Linked DNA regions of Homo sapiens: region 1 is linked to region 2. The links are chromatin loops, found by intact Hi-C in ENCODE. Cell type or tissue: mammary epithelial cell. All regions are shown on one strand. Each heading gives the region's core, and the rest is flanking DNA. Links, peaks and the distances in the headings are about the cores only.

Evidence for each region. Hi-C counts contacts between places; a loop is a spot of excess contacts. Peaks named below come from ENCODE experiments on the same cell type or tissue, not always from the same donor. Only the 100,000 strongest peaks of a DNase experiment are listed, where the experiment ranks them.
Region 1: it touches region 2 in a loop (13-fold over the local background); 2 of 110 quality-filtered maps call a loop at or near these places.

Annotation. Positions count from the first base shown.
Region 1 is chr16:49,854,174-49,860,737 of GRCh38, reverse strand. It overlaps ZNF423 (zinc finger protein 423), which reads left to right and starts at 4,626. Exons shown (of 8, transcript NM_001379286.1): 1 at 4,626-5,003. The coding sequence starts at 4,964. RefSeq lists a silencer at 5,123-5,382. In mammary epithelial cell, for the core only: CTCF peaks have their summits at 2,901 (motif pointing left) and 3,512; DNase peaks (open chromatin) are centred at 3,597 and 5,057; H3K4me3 peaks cover 3,719 bases; H3K27me3 peaks cover 767 bases.
Region 2 is chr16:50,207,539-50,214,102 of GRCh38, reverse strand. It overlaps TENT4B (terminal nucleotidyltransferase 4B), which reads right to left. Exons shown (of 12, transcript NM_001365324.3): 2 at 2,657-2,780. Among named protein-coding and RNA genes, the nearest start is that of ADCY7, 56 kb to the left of the region's middle. RefSeq lists silencers at 3,231-3,525, 5,371-5,665 and an enhancer at 4,042-4,101. In mammary epithelial cell, for the core only: a CTCF peak has its summit at 3,385 (motif pointing right); DNase peaks (open chromatin) are centred at 3,382 and 5,562; H3K27ac peaks cover 775 bases.

The DNA.
Region 1 (6,564 bases), core at 1,010-6,009, 350 kb after region 2:
TTCAAGTAATAAAGCAGTAAACAAAAACCACTCATTCCAGATCGTATATATTCAAGTGACTGTTGTCATTTAAAGTAAGTGATGTGTGTGTGCCTGGAAGGGGAAAAGGTGGGCATTTGTTTTTTCTTTTTCTTTTCTTTTTTTTTTTTTTTGAGATGGAGTCTTACTTTGTCACCCAGGCTGGAGTGCAGTGGCATGATCTCAGCTCACTGCAACCTCGGCCTCCCAGGTTCAAGTGATTGTCATGCCTCAGTCTCTCGAGTAGCTGGGACTACAGGTATATGCCACCAAGGCACGTGCCACCATGCCCAGATAATTTTTGTATTTTTAGTAGAGACAGGGTTTCAACATGTTGCTGGGGCTGGTCTCGAACTCATGACCTCAGATGATCCACCCATCTCAGCCTCCCAAAGTGCTGGGATGACAGGCATAAGCCAGGGCCTCCCTAGCAGGTGATCCATCCGTTTCATCTTCCCAAAGCGCTGGGATTACAGGTGTGAGCCACGGCACCTGGCCAAGGTGGGCATTTGGTCACTTACTGGAAAGCATCCCTTGAGCAACTCTGGGAGCTCTGCAGGGATCATAGGTCTGAGGCCACAAAGTGAACACTGCCTTGTTTTCTTTATTGTCCTATCTTGTTTTTGTAGCCCACCAGACCCTCGTGCATTCACCAGACTGCTCAAAATGACGCCTGCCTCTTGAAAATTCAAGGAAGAAGCCTCAGTTGCTGCACATGTAGGAAAAACATTCTTAAGGAGCATGGTTGGGGAAGGCACCGCCTTGGGCAAGAGGTTTCCCCTCTTCCAGCCAAGTTATGACTTTGAAGGAAGATGCACCTTTTTGTGGGCAAAGTCTTACTTGTTCTCAAAAACCTCAACTTGGAATTTCTCTTGCATTTATGATGGTGGCTCCTGCTCCTTACAGCTTACAGTGGGTTTCCACAGCCACTCCTCCAAGCAGGGCAGGAGCAGCTGTTCACTTTCCGGCGAAGAAGGAGAGCCCAGAGGGGCCCCTTCTCATAGGGGAGGGGACTGGACCCCCTATTCCCTGCCAGAAGTAGGCAGGTGGGGGGTATAAAACACACCTGAAAATGACCCTTTCTGGTCCAAGGTCACCCGTGAGAAGCAAGGCCCAGGTGTCACCTGGTGTCCCTTGAGGCCCTTGCAGTCCGAGCTCAGAGGTGGGTGGGGATTGCAAATAAGGAAGGCACTATTGGCTTTTTGTTCCTTTGAGATTTTCCTTAAAACAACATTTTTCTGGAAGGAGTTAAAAATGAAACAAGCTTCAGAAGAAGCGGGACGGGCCGAGGCGGGGACAAGGTCGGGCTCCCTCTGCACCCTGACTGCCGCTGAGCTGGGAGACGCCGAACTTGGCGGGGGAGGGCGGAGCGTCGGGAAACGGACATACGTGCAGGCGACGCGTGGGAGGGGGCCCGGAAAACTTTGTGAGCGGCTCCAGGATCTCGTCCTTTCGGATTAGGTCAGGATGGGCTATTGCGGGCTCCCCATCCTGTTGCCCCCACCTCCGTCCTCAGTCTTCAGCAGGCCCCTAGGGGTGGAAAAGGGCAGCCCCGTGGGACTCCAACCACCCCTCTCCCCCGACGGCCCCTCTTTCGTCCCGCACACGCATTCCCCACCGCGCTCCTTTTGTCCGCCCCCTCACTCTCCAGACTCCCGGCTGGGCAGGATCCGCAATCTCCAGCCCCCCAGAAAGCCTGGGCGGGCGAGCTGGGGGCCGTTCCCCGCCCCCTACCTCTAGCAGAGGCAGCCCGCGGCGGGGGCACCCCAGAGCCGAGGCCAATCGTCCCCCTCCCCCAGCGTGTGCCATCTGCCGCCTGTCAGCCACTCTCCGCGGGCCTCGATCCCAGGCGCCGGCGGGGGTGGGGGAGCGGCTGATTCTGCCCCTCCTTCCTGGCTCCTTCCCAGGCGCCTCGCGGCCCCTGCCCTCGCCTCGGCCCTTGGCACCCCCGGTTCAGCCCAACTCCGTCCATCCCTGGGCCGCGGGGGCGTGGGGGGGGGGGCTCCTATTCCCTCCGGGAAGGCCGAGATGTTGGACACTCTTGGACGCACAAGCTGGGGAGGACTGTGGCCTGGGGATGGTAGCGCTAACCTGGGGAGGGGCGGCCCTCAAGGCTTAGGTCTAGTTAGGGGACGTCTCGGTCCTGGCCTCCGCCCCTCTGGGGAGCCTCGCTCGCCCGCTGCCGCTGTCAGGGTGTCCAGCTAGGCGTCGCGTTTAGCCCGTCACCCGACTCTACCTCTGAGACTGCCTAGGGCGCGCGCGCCTGGCCCCCCTGCCTCAGGCCTCTCCGCATCCTCCAGCTCGCGCTCCCCAGCCGCGGGGGTGCGTGGGTGGCATCTACCTCGGCAATCAGCCCAGCACGGGGTTGGCGAGCAGGGCCCGGCGGGACCGCGGAGAGAGCTGAGCGGGGCCGGGCCCGGCTGGCCGGCAGGCTGGGGAGCGGCGGGGCGCGGGCACCCTGCGTGGGGCGGGCGCCGCGGCCCGGCCGGCCCCGGCGCTGTTCTCGGCGGGCAGCGGGTTTTTCCGTGAAAGGTTGCCCTGGGTAACTCGTCTCCGAGGGGACGTAGCCCTCCCCTCTCCAAGTGGCAACTTATCGATCCGAGAGATTGATAACCCCCAGCGCCGCGCCGTGCACCCGCTCCGTTCTCCTGGCTCCGGGGCGCGCCGGCCCAAGGTGGCGCCACTCACCCGGGAGGGGGGCGAGGTCGGGGCCGCTCCCCACCCGAGACCTGGCCGCCTGCAGCTAGTTGGGGAGGGAGAGGCTCCGAGGAACGGTTTAGGGGAGCCGTCTGGGGAAGACTTTTCCCAAGTCAGAACCCTTCCCGGGCCTGCCCGGAGACCAGAGTCTCAGCCGGTTCAGGAGCTGCGGGGGACGCGCGGCGCCCCCTGGCGGCTGGGTAAAACCTCGCAGAAAGTAGCAGCTGGTTTATTTCTTCTGACAACTGCGCGGGGAGGGGGTGCTCCTGCAAGGTCTCAGGGGTAAGGTGTTCCTTTTACAGTCGGACAGAGGAAGTGCACACCAGGCGCGAGAATTCTACAAATAAGGGTGTAGGGGGCGCACGGGGTTAGCCCAGTGGTGGAAGAATTTGTTGGATGTGGGGCAGGGGTGGTCTTTGAACACCGACCGGTGGGCAAAAGCCAACCTGGCAGAGCCAGGTCCCTGGATAGTTCATGTGCGTGAGGCATACATCGCGAGGTGGCAATACTAGGGCAGCCCAACTCCGTTTGCTCCCCCATTCTTTCACTTTTTACAGTTTGTGAGGCTCATGCGTCTTGGCGAGCTTGACAGCCGCGTGGGCCCTAAGTGTGTTCCCTCCTCCTGCCCCCGGTGCAGCCAGCGCCCGAGCCCCGGCCCCGCGTGCTGGTGCGGTGCCCGCGCCCGCGCCGTGCCTGCCGCCGCCGCCGCCGCCGCCACCACGGTCCGGGTTTTGCGGGCGGCCGGAGCTGTATTTCCAGCGCTGTCCATCGCTCGGTGCTGTTGGCCCTCTCTCCGTCTGATCCGAGCCGGAGCAGTGCGGGGCGCCCCACGGGATCAGAGCGCTCCCCCGCCGGGACTCCGCTCCTCACATCCTCCTGCTGGGACCCGGCTACATTTCCAGCCAAGCCTGGCTTTATTATGTGTCTCTGCAGTGCAGCCCCAGCAGCCGGATCGGGAGGAGGAGAGCCAGCGACCACAAAGAAGACAGGAGCGCGAGGGAGGCTGGCGGGCGGGCCGGCGCCGGCTGGAGCGCGGAGGAGCCGGGGCGCAGCCGCCGCCGCCGCTGCCCAGGAGGACGGGAGCCCGGCCGCCGCCGCCGCCGCCTGCTCGTCCTCCTCTTCCGCCACCGCGGCCGCCGCCTCCCCCCTCTCCGAGCCCCTGGCCCATGGAGGCAGCTAGCGGGGCCGGCGACTTGGCACCGGCCTGGGGATCGGCTGCGCGCCTCGCGCTGAGCACCGCAGCCCGAGGGCAGGCAGCGGCGGCCCGGCGCACGGGCTGAGCGATGCCCGGGGCACGGGCGCGCCTGCCGGCCGCCGCCTGAGCGCCCCCGCGCGCCCCTTCCTCCTCCGGGGGGCCGGCGCCGGGCCGATCCGAGAGCCAGAGAAGGGGGCGTGAGCCAGGGGCCCCGAGCCGCGGCTTCCGAGCCACTGCGGCCGTTTCGAGCCTCCCCTCCAAGTAGGCTGAGTTGAGGGACCCCCGCCCCCCATCCATCATAATCTCCAAACCAGGCGCTTGGGCATTTTTGAGCCATTAATATTTATTATTTTTTTTTGTGCGGCAGGGGATAATTCGAAGGCTTCTTTTTTTTTTTTTTCCTGGGGGGTACTGAGCTTCCGCGCTCCCGACCGCCTCCCGGTCTCCTCCCCCCTTGAGATACCCTCGACTCCAGCCCCGTTCCCCCTCCTCAGATGGGTTCATTGTGAGCTCCGCACCGGGCTGCGTGGCCGGACGCCTGCAAACTTTGCACAAAAATCCGGCAAGGGGCGGAGGAGGAGGAGAAGGAGGAGGAGGGTGAGGGTGGCGGTAGGGTGGGGGAGGGAAGGAGGGGGCCGCAGGGGCCGGGGGCCGGCGGGGGGTTGGGAGGAGGAGGGGGGCGGCTTTTTTTTTTTTTTTTTTTTTTTTTTTTTTGCATAACTCGGCTCGGCCGAGTGGCCTCCGGACTCCCCGCGCCGCTGGGACCGCCGCTTGGATCGGGAGCCCCGGACTGCCGCATTGCAACAGGCAGGGCCCCGGCGCGCCCCCCGGGCCTCCCCCCGCCTTCGAGCGGCCTCGGCCGGCCCGGGCTGCCCCCCCAAGGGAGGCCGCCCCGGACCTGCGGTCCGCTCCCCACAGCCGCCAACCGGGCTGCAAAAAAAAAAGTTTCCAAGAGACAGGCGGAGGAGAAGGGGGAGAAGGGCTGCCCGGAGCGGCGGGGGGCGGCGGGGGGAGCCGGCTGCGGAGGGCGACGGAGCGCCCGGAGCCCCGGACATGTCCAGGCGGAAGCAGGCGAAGCCGCGCTCGGTGAAAGGTGAGCGAGCGAGGCCCGGCGGAGGCGCGAGCGAGCGAGCGAGGAGGGAGGGAGCGAGGGAGGAGGGACCGGCGAGCGGGCTGGCTGCCGGGGACCCGCGCGAGCGAGCCGAGAGGAGGAGGAGGAGGCGGCAGAGGAGGCGGAGGCGGAGGCGGAGGCGGAGGAGGGGGAGGAGGAAGCCGGGAGCAGGAGGCGGAGGCGGCGGCGGCGGCGGCGGCGGCGGAGGGGGTACGCCGCGGACACCCTCCCTGCCCGGACTCGGCGCCGTCGCCCTTGGGGGACCCAGGCCTGGGGGCGCCGCTAAGGGGCCCTTGCCGCTCCCTCCGTGCGGGGCCCGGGCCCGTGTGGCCAATCAAGGGGTGCTGGCCCGACTTGGCGGGGATTGCGAATCTCGGCGGCGGCGGGCGGGCGACAGGAGGAAGGAAGAGGCGGCGAGGACGGGCGCCCGGCAGGCCGACCGCTCCTCGCTGGCCCCGGGCCTCGCTGGCTCTCTCTGGCCCCTGCCTGGTCGCCCGAGGACGCGGGGAGCGGCGGGCGCTGTCGGCGAGCGCCCCGGGCGCCGCGCCCTCGCCCCGGCCGCCTGGCGCCCCCTCCCGCCCCTGCCCAGGCCTTCTCCCGGCCCGGGCCCCTGCACTTCCTGCCTCCTCCACCGAGGCCCACCGGGCAGGGAGCCTCCGCCAGGAGTTCATTGTCTGCACGGCGCCGGCGGGACGCAGGTCCTCAGGGGAGCTCAGCGGCCGCGGTGCGCGCCCCTCCGCGGAGGGCGCCCCGGATCTGACCCCGGGCACCGGCACCCTGGATCTGACCCCGGGCACCGGCACCCTCGACACCCAGGCCGGCTTTCTGTGCTGGCTCCCCGGGGTGCGCGCGTTTGTGGGGAGCTGCAGATATATAGATACACACACCCATCCCTTCGTCTCCACGCTTTGCTTTCTATTTCCAGCGAGGGCCCCCAGCTCGAGGGGACCCCTGGAGAGTAGAGGCCCCGGGGAAAGGCCGCGCGCCGGCAGCAGAGCCCCTCCCCTGGCCTCCTCTCCCCGCGGCTGGCCTTTCCAGGCCTTGCCTGCTGCTTTGTCCCGATTCTAGCCCCTCGGTTGGGTGCCCGGGCGCTCGGCTGTGAGATGGGAGATGATCGAGGAAGGGGGGAACGATGAGAGCGGCTAAGTCTACGGAGCCAAAAGCCCCCAGGCCCTTGTCTTCTCCCATCTCCCCTGATGACCTCTGGCCTGAGCCCAGTTCTGCTCTGAAAAGTTCATTTCCTGGAGGCCTGCGCGGGAAGGCGCTGGGGCCCCGCTCCCTTCCTGCCAGCCTTGCGCCTGGCTGGAATGGCTGGAACTGAATCTGGCAAGGAGGATCTTGAGACACTCGTCAGTTCTGTCCTCCTGAAGTCCCCGGAGGGACTGCCCCCGGCCCAGCAGAGATCCTCCCCGTCATATTAGAAGGAGACCAACTGAGTCCAAACGGAGCGCCCGGCCCGTTCCTACTCCTCCTTTTCCCTGAGAGAAGTTGGTCTTGTTCGCCTCACCCTGGCTGGTCTCCCAATCCGGGACAGCCTGGCCTG
Region 2 (6,564 bases), core at 793-5,792:
GACAAGAGCATTTTTTTCTAACCCCAAGCTTCATGAAGCGGGGATTCTGTTTCACAAGCAGACATTCTGAATATAATTTAAACTTATCTGGTTCAATATGAAACACATAGACCAAAATACAGTTGTCCCTTGGTATCGGCAGGAGATTGGTTCCAGTCCCACCATGCCAAAATCTGAAGATGCTTGAGTCCCTGCTATAAAATGGTAGAGTATTTGCATGCAACCTATGCTAGTCCTCCCATGTACTTTACATCATCTTTAGATTACTTATAATACCTATAATACCAAGTATGATGTAAATGCTACCTAAATAGTTGTTATACTGTATTTTTAAAATAATTTGTATTGTTTTTATTGGTACATTGTTATTTTTATAGTTTTTTCTGAATATTTTCAATCCATTGTTGGTTTAATATGGAGGTGTGGTACCTGTGGATACAGAAAGCCAACCACAGGAAACTTTCAGAAGCAGTTCAGATCACTAATGTTCCCTCATTATCCAGAGACACAATCACAAATCCTTCATTTTTGTTCTCTAAGCAGGAGTCTTCGAATAGATTACTAAATTGGGATCAGACTACTTTAACTGTAGGGCAAGTGAGGGCCTTTAGGTCAATTCCACAAAGAACATCAGGTAACATCATGCTGTGGCATAAAACTGGGATGCATTCCATCTCAACCCATGGAGAACGGTGGAACTCAGGCAGAAATATGTATGCAGGTAATTGTAATAAAAAAAGGATAGGCCGGGCACAGTGGCTCACGCCTGTAATCCCAGCACTTTGGGAGGCCAAGGCAGGTGGGTCACCTGATGTCAGGAGTTCAAGACCAGCCTGGCCAACATGATGAAATCCCACCTCTACTAAAATTACAAAAATCAGCCAGGTGTGGTGACGGGCGCCTGAACCCCAGCTACTTGGGAGGCTGAGACAGGAAAATTTCTTGAACCTGGGAGGCAAAGGCTGCAGTGAGCTGAGATCATGTCACTGCACTCCAGCCTGGGCGACAGAGCGAGACTCCATCTCGGGGGAAAAAAATGATAAACAGTGAAACCAGTTCAACCTCTGAGGCGAGATGGACCTGGGAACCTAACCACAAGCTCATGTTCCTCATCTGTAGGTAGACAGATGATGGCTGCCTGGCTGGCTGGAGAGAAAGAGATAGATAGATAATCAACCTCCACCTAAGAAAGATAAGGGTTAAGTTAGATCACGGCTTCTCAACATTGGCATTTGGGGGTGGATAATTCTTTGTTGTAAGGGCCTATACTGTTCATCATAGAATGGCTGATGGCATCCATGGCCTCTACCCACTAGGTACTAGCAGTGCGTACCCAGTCAGGACAATCAAATATGTCTCGGACATTGCCAAATGCCCCCTGGAGAACAAAATAGCCACTAGCTGAGAACCACTGATTTGGATCACATAGGAGAAAGAATGCGATGTATGGTCATTGCTCATAAAACATTAGTACCCTTGCCTTTTCCCTTTACCTACAGTGTCATATACATACTGTCATATACTTGCAAGTTTTACATACAATGAAACTTCTTTGTTTTGCCAATTGGAAAAAAACCTTCCCTAGCTTCCCACCACCACCCAGGACAGTGCCTGAAGAAAAGCTACAAACACAAAGTAATGGATTTTATTAGTATTATTTTGTGTACTTCTTTGCATACACAAAATTGTAGAACAGGCCCTCAAAGTGCCCTAAAAAGTGACGTATTAACTTAGTACCAGTAACAGGCCAAGTGTGGTGGCTCACACCTGTAATCCTAGCACTTTGGGAGGCCAAGGCGGGCACATTGCTTGAACCCAGGAGTTCAAGACCAACCTGGGCAACATAGTGAGACTCAGTCTCTACAAAAAAATACAAAAATTAGCTAAGTGTGGTGGCGTGCACCTGCAGTCCCAGCTACTCGGGATGCTGAGGTGGATCACCTGAGCCCAGGAAATCGAGGCTGCAGTAAGTCGTGATCGCACTATTGCACTCCAGCCTCAGCAACAGAGTGAGACCCCATCTCAAAAACAAAAAACAAAAGACTTAGTACCAGTAACAAAAACGACAAATAAGCCAAGAAGAAATCCTGAGTAATCATTTTGTTCACTGACTGGGAGCTGTCTAAAAGGCAATTAGCTGGTCTGAGAGAGATGAAAAATGGCAATTTCAGGAAAGAAATAAGAAAAGACTTATGCGTGCATTAGCCAAAGGAAATGAACTTCAAGTGACAAAAGTTCTTACTTGACATTTTCATTTAGCTGTAAACAATTATATAATGTTTACCCTGGCAGGCTGGAACTAAGTAGTAATGAGGTTTTGATATATCATATCCAATAACAGACCACTACAACAATGAGGTTTGATTTGTCTTTCTTCTCTTTACACTAATAATTTCTAAGGATAGCTTGCCTTTAGTAGTTGCTATTAGCACTACAAAAAAAAAATAGTTGTTAGTCATCCAATCCAATGAAAATAGTTAGGAAGCCTCAATTCTAAAGACTGCAGAAAATTGTTTGCCTTTAAAATTTAATTAGACCACAACTCTACAGAGCACTTCTACTTGCATGTGAGGACTAGCATGAGATACCAGCAGATAGGCTTCTAGCCCGTGGACAAGGACTGTCCGAAGCATAAGCTACCCAGGAAGGGACTCACGTCAGCGCTGGGCCAGAGCTCCTTAATTACACTCTCGATCCTGTTCACCACCTCCATCCGCATCTTCTCCTCCTCAGGTCTTGGAGACATGTATTCATAAAAATCACTGATTTCTTCATGCAGACTGAAGAAAAAAACAGAAAAGTTAATATGAACAGGGCCAATCTAATGAGAAATCACTATCTTAAATAATCTTATCTAATTAAGTCTTATAATTCAGCTGATGACTACCTTAATTTTAATGTTATAACTCAAGATAAGCTAAAATGGGAATGTACAGAATTTAATCAAAAAACCCAAAATAATTAAATAATGAGAAATTTCCTGTGCAAAACACTTGCTGGGGTGCTGGTGATTTAAATAAAATAAAACAAGCATACGGGCTGGCCTCTGCCTTTCCACTTCTGATCTAATAGACACAAGATACTGAACCCAGGTGACACAGGCAAGTTTCCTGGCAGTAGGGACTGACCCTCTTATCTCTTGGGGATCCATTCCTCACAGTAGCAAACAGTACATCTTTCATAATGTTTGCTCAGTGAATTAAGTGTCAAATGAACAAATCAGGCAGTGAACAACAGCAAAGTCTTGAAAAGAATGGCTGGCAAAGGCTCCATGAAGGAGCTGAAGACTTCCAGAGCCTGCGAGGTACAGGGCAATCAGCCAGCTACAAGGGCTGTGGCAGGCAGAGTGGGAGAAGCATCTGTAGAGGAAAGCAGGCCCCAGCAGAGGGCAGGCTCTGAATGACTGGCTAAGAGGTTCAAGCTTTCCCCCTGTGGCAACAGATAGCTATTTAAATGTTTCTGAGAGGGACCAAAAGAGACTGACTTCAAAAATGCAGCATTTTAAGAAGATTAAACTGGCAACTATGGAAACAATGGACCAGCAAAGAGACTAGACTGGATGCAGGGAAAAGTCATGAATCACTGAGTTGCAAAAGGATTGGATGAAGGCCTAGAGGCTGGTGGAAGGAAAGGAATGGGCTCCAGAAACAAAAGACACACACATACCCACACCCTGCGGATAGGCGCAGCGCCTGACTATCATGGTGGTGGGGGGCTAAGGATGCCTTCAAGGGCTGAAGCCTGAGGGACTGGGGGAAAACTACTGGTCTGGAAGAAAGGACAAACTCACTGGGCTGAGCAATGACTTGAACATAGTCAGGACGGGGGACAGAGAGAAAAGCAGCATTCCTTTCTAAGTTGGTGAGGCTGTGAAGAGCTATGGCTGGGAAGGGAAAGTGAAGTGGTCAGCTCACCTTCCCTAGAGCACTGACCACCCACGAGGACTGAGCCACAGAGGTAAGCACAGGGACTCTACCAACTGGGATAGACCAGAAGGCTCGGAGCAACAGGTGCAAAGTGCCTTAGGGGAAGGAGGGGCAGGGGGTTTGGCCTGGGGCACAGCAGTGGTAAGGAAGGGCAGCCACAGCTTAACAGAGCCTTGAAGGAGGAGCATGTCTGCAACTGCATGGCAACTTCAGGGTCCAGAGCAGGAAGCTCGAAAAACTGGCAGGCCAAAAATTGTTTTAGGGAAGGAAAAAAAAGTGTCTACATCCCAATCCCCAAAGACTATAACTTTTGCTACAAGAAACCTTAGAAAGTGAAAATGTGACTGATTAAGCAATCCATAGTTCCTCCTTCTGATTTTTTATTTTTAGCCTAAGAGTCAAAAACCTTGAGTTCTAGACTCAGGTTCTGCCTGAGGGCAGCTGTGTTCCCTCTGACAGGTGACTGGCACTCTCAGGCTTCAGTGTGTCAGGTACAGCACACAGCTGGTAAGCAGGAGCCTTTTCAGGCCTTCAGTTTCAAAACCTGGGCCTTTCGTAGAGGATGATTTACAACAGCGTTCGGCCTGTTTGCTATGCAATATGTCATAAAACGTGGATCTTAAAACTCCAGAGAGGTCTGTAGGTGAATCCAGAAGATATCCCAGTGGGGACGTTTTCCTTGCTATGCCTCTGGGTACCTCAGGACCTTCAACTTCCGTTTCGAAGTTTTGTTTTGATTTGAGTTTCCCAGGTTTGATTATGTTCTCTAAGGTTATCTAAACCCTTCTGCTTCTTGAAGACAGCAGCTGAATGGGAATAGCTGTTAGGAAGCTTATGCTTTGCTGTGCTCTTCTGCACAGGTTGGCTGGCAAAGATGAGGGCCATGAATAAACGACAGAACAAATGGACTGCTTCTTATCTCATTGCGTAGTCTGCTGTGAGTGATCGGAGTTTATTTGTAGTTCTAAAGCAGATCCATAGAAAAACTGCATTTTAACCAATGGGGGGGAAAAATCTCCTAAATGTGACTGCATCTACTCTCAAGGCCCCCTTACGAATTTTCTAATTCAAATAAAGGCAAAAAATATTTAGCACAACTGCCAGTCAATCTGAAGTCATAAGAAACTTATTAAGAATTCATTCTCTGGCCAGGCGCAGTGGCTCACGCCTGTAATCCCAGCACTTTGGGAGGCTGAGGCAGGCAGATCGCCTGAGGCCAGGAGTTGGAGACCATCTGGCCAACACGCAAAACCCCATCTCTACTAAAAATATAAAAATTAGCTGGGTGTGGTGGCGCATGCCTGTAATTCCAGCTCCTCGGGAGGATGAGGCACAAAAATCACTTCAACTTGGGAGGTGGAGGCTGCAGTGAGCTGACACCGTGCCACTGCAATCCAGCCTGGGCAATGGAGTGAGACTTTGTCTCAAAAAAAAAAAAGACAATTCATTCTCTAAACACTACCAAGTGCCTATGTTCAAGGCACTAGGAGAAAACTGGCTCATAAAACATGATCCTTGCCCTGGGTCACTTCCATCTAACAATGAAAAGGAACACTTATTTAAAGCAGTTTTGTAGTGTGTGCAATGCATATGTTCTGTACTATTCTGCCACAGGCAGCTTCCAGATGAATGATTCAGAGCTTTCCAATGATCACAGCTGCCCAGGATGGACTGGGTCACCTTGTAGGTTAGTAAGGTTCCTGTTACTACCAGCATAAAGAAACCAGATGACCATGAGGCAAACAAAGGTCCAATAAAAGGGCTTTCTGAGCTTGGTAAAAAGTTGGAAAAGATTCTAAAATTCACTTTCAGTGCTGCAATTCTAGGGTTCTAACTAGCACATTAATTTGGGGGGAATTATTATAGATTTATAAGACAGGCTCTGAAGACTACCCTCAACAATCAATAGCCCATGGCACCACCTTCCTATTTTAGAAAAAATGGTTCCACAGGTTATTGTATTTTGATTGATGCATATTTGCCACACTGGAAGGAGAAAAGAGGAATACAGAAAAAGAGGAGGGCTATTATTAAAGCAAAGCCACACTTGCAAAGTCAGAAGAGGAAATCCAATCTCGGGTCTGCCAGGCTCAGTTTCTCATCCACACCAGGCACAAGCATCACCATCTCACCTATATGTAACTAGCTACGTGTGAAATACTCAGAGAACAACCAGATAAAATATCTTGGAATACTGAGGAAATAAACTTCAAGTACAGATTTTAAAATAATTCTAACAGGCTCTATCCTCAGGACTGAGTAATTTTACTGGCACAGTGCCTTGCATATTCAGGCACTTAAAATACCCTGACGAGCTGGAAGTCCGTTTGTAGAGTGTGCACTGTAAGTCTGGCTCTCATTTGAGTGGCAGAGTGGACCACCTGAGGAATTTTGTAGGCTTGCTTTCACATGGTAATATAATTTTATGCCTCTGAAAGCATCCAAGTACACAGAGAAAACTTCAGTTTCTCCCATGTTTGGATCAAAATTTAATATGATTTATGAGTAGGTATTGCTGGATGACACATGCCCATTGTTACAGTTTCTCATATGAAATTATAAAATACATCATACTGAACTAAGAATGATGAAAAAAAGTATAGAATACAACTCTTCCGTGATCTGAACCTGTATGTAC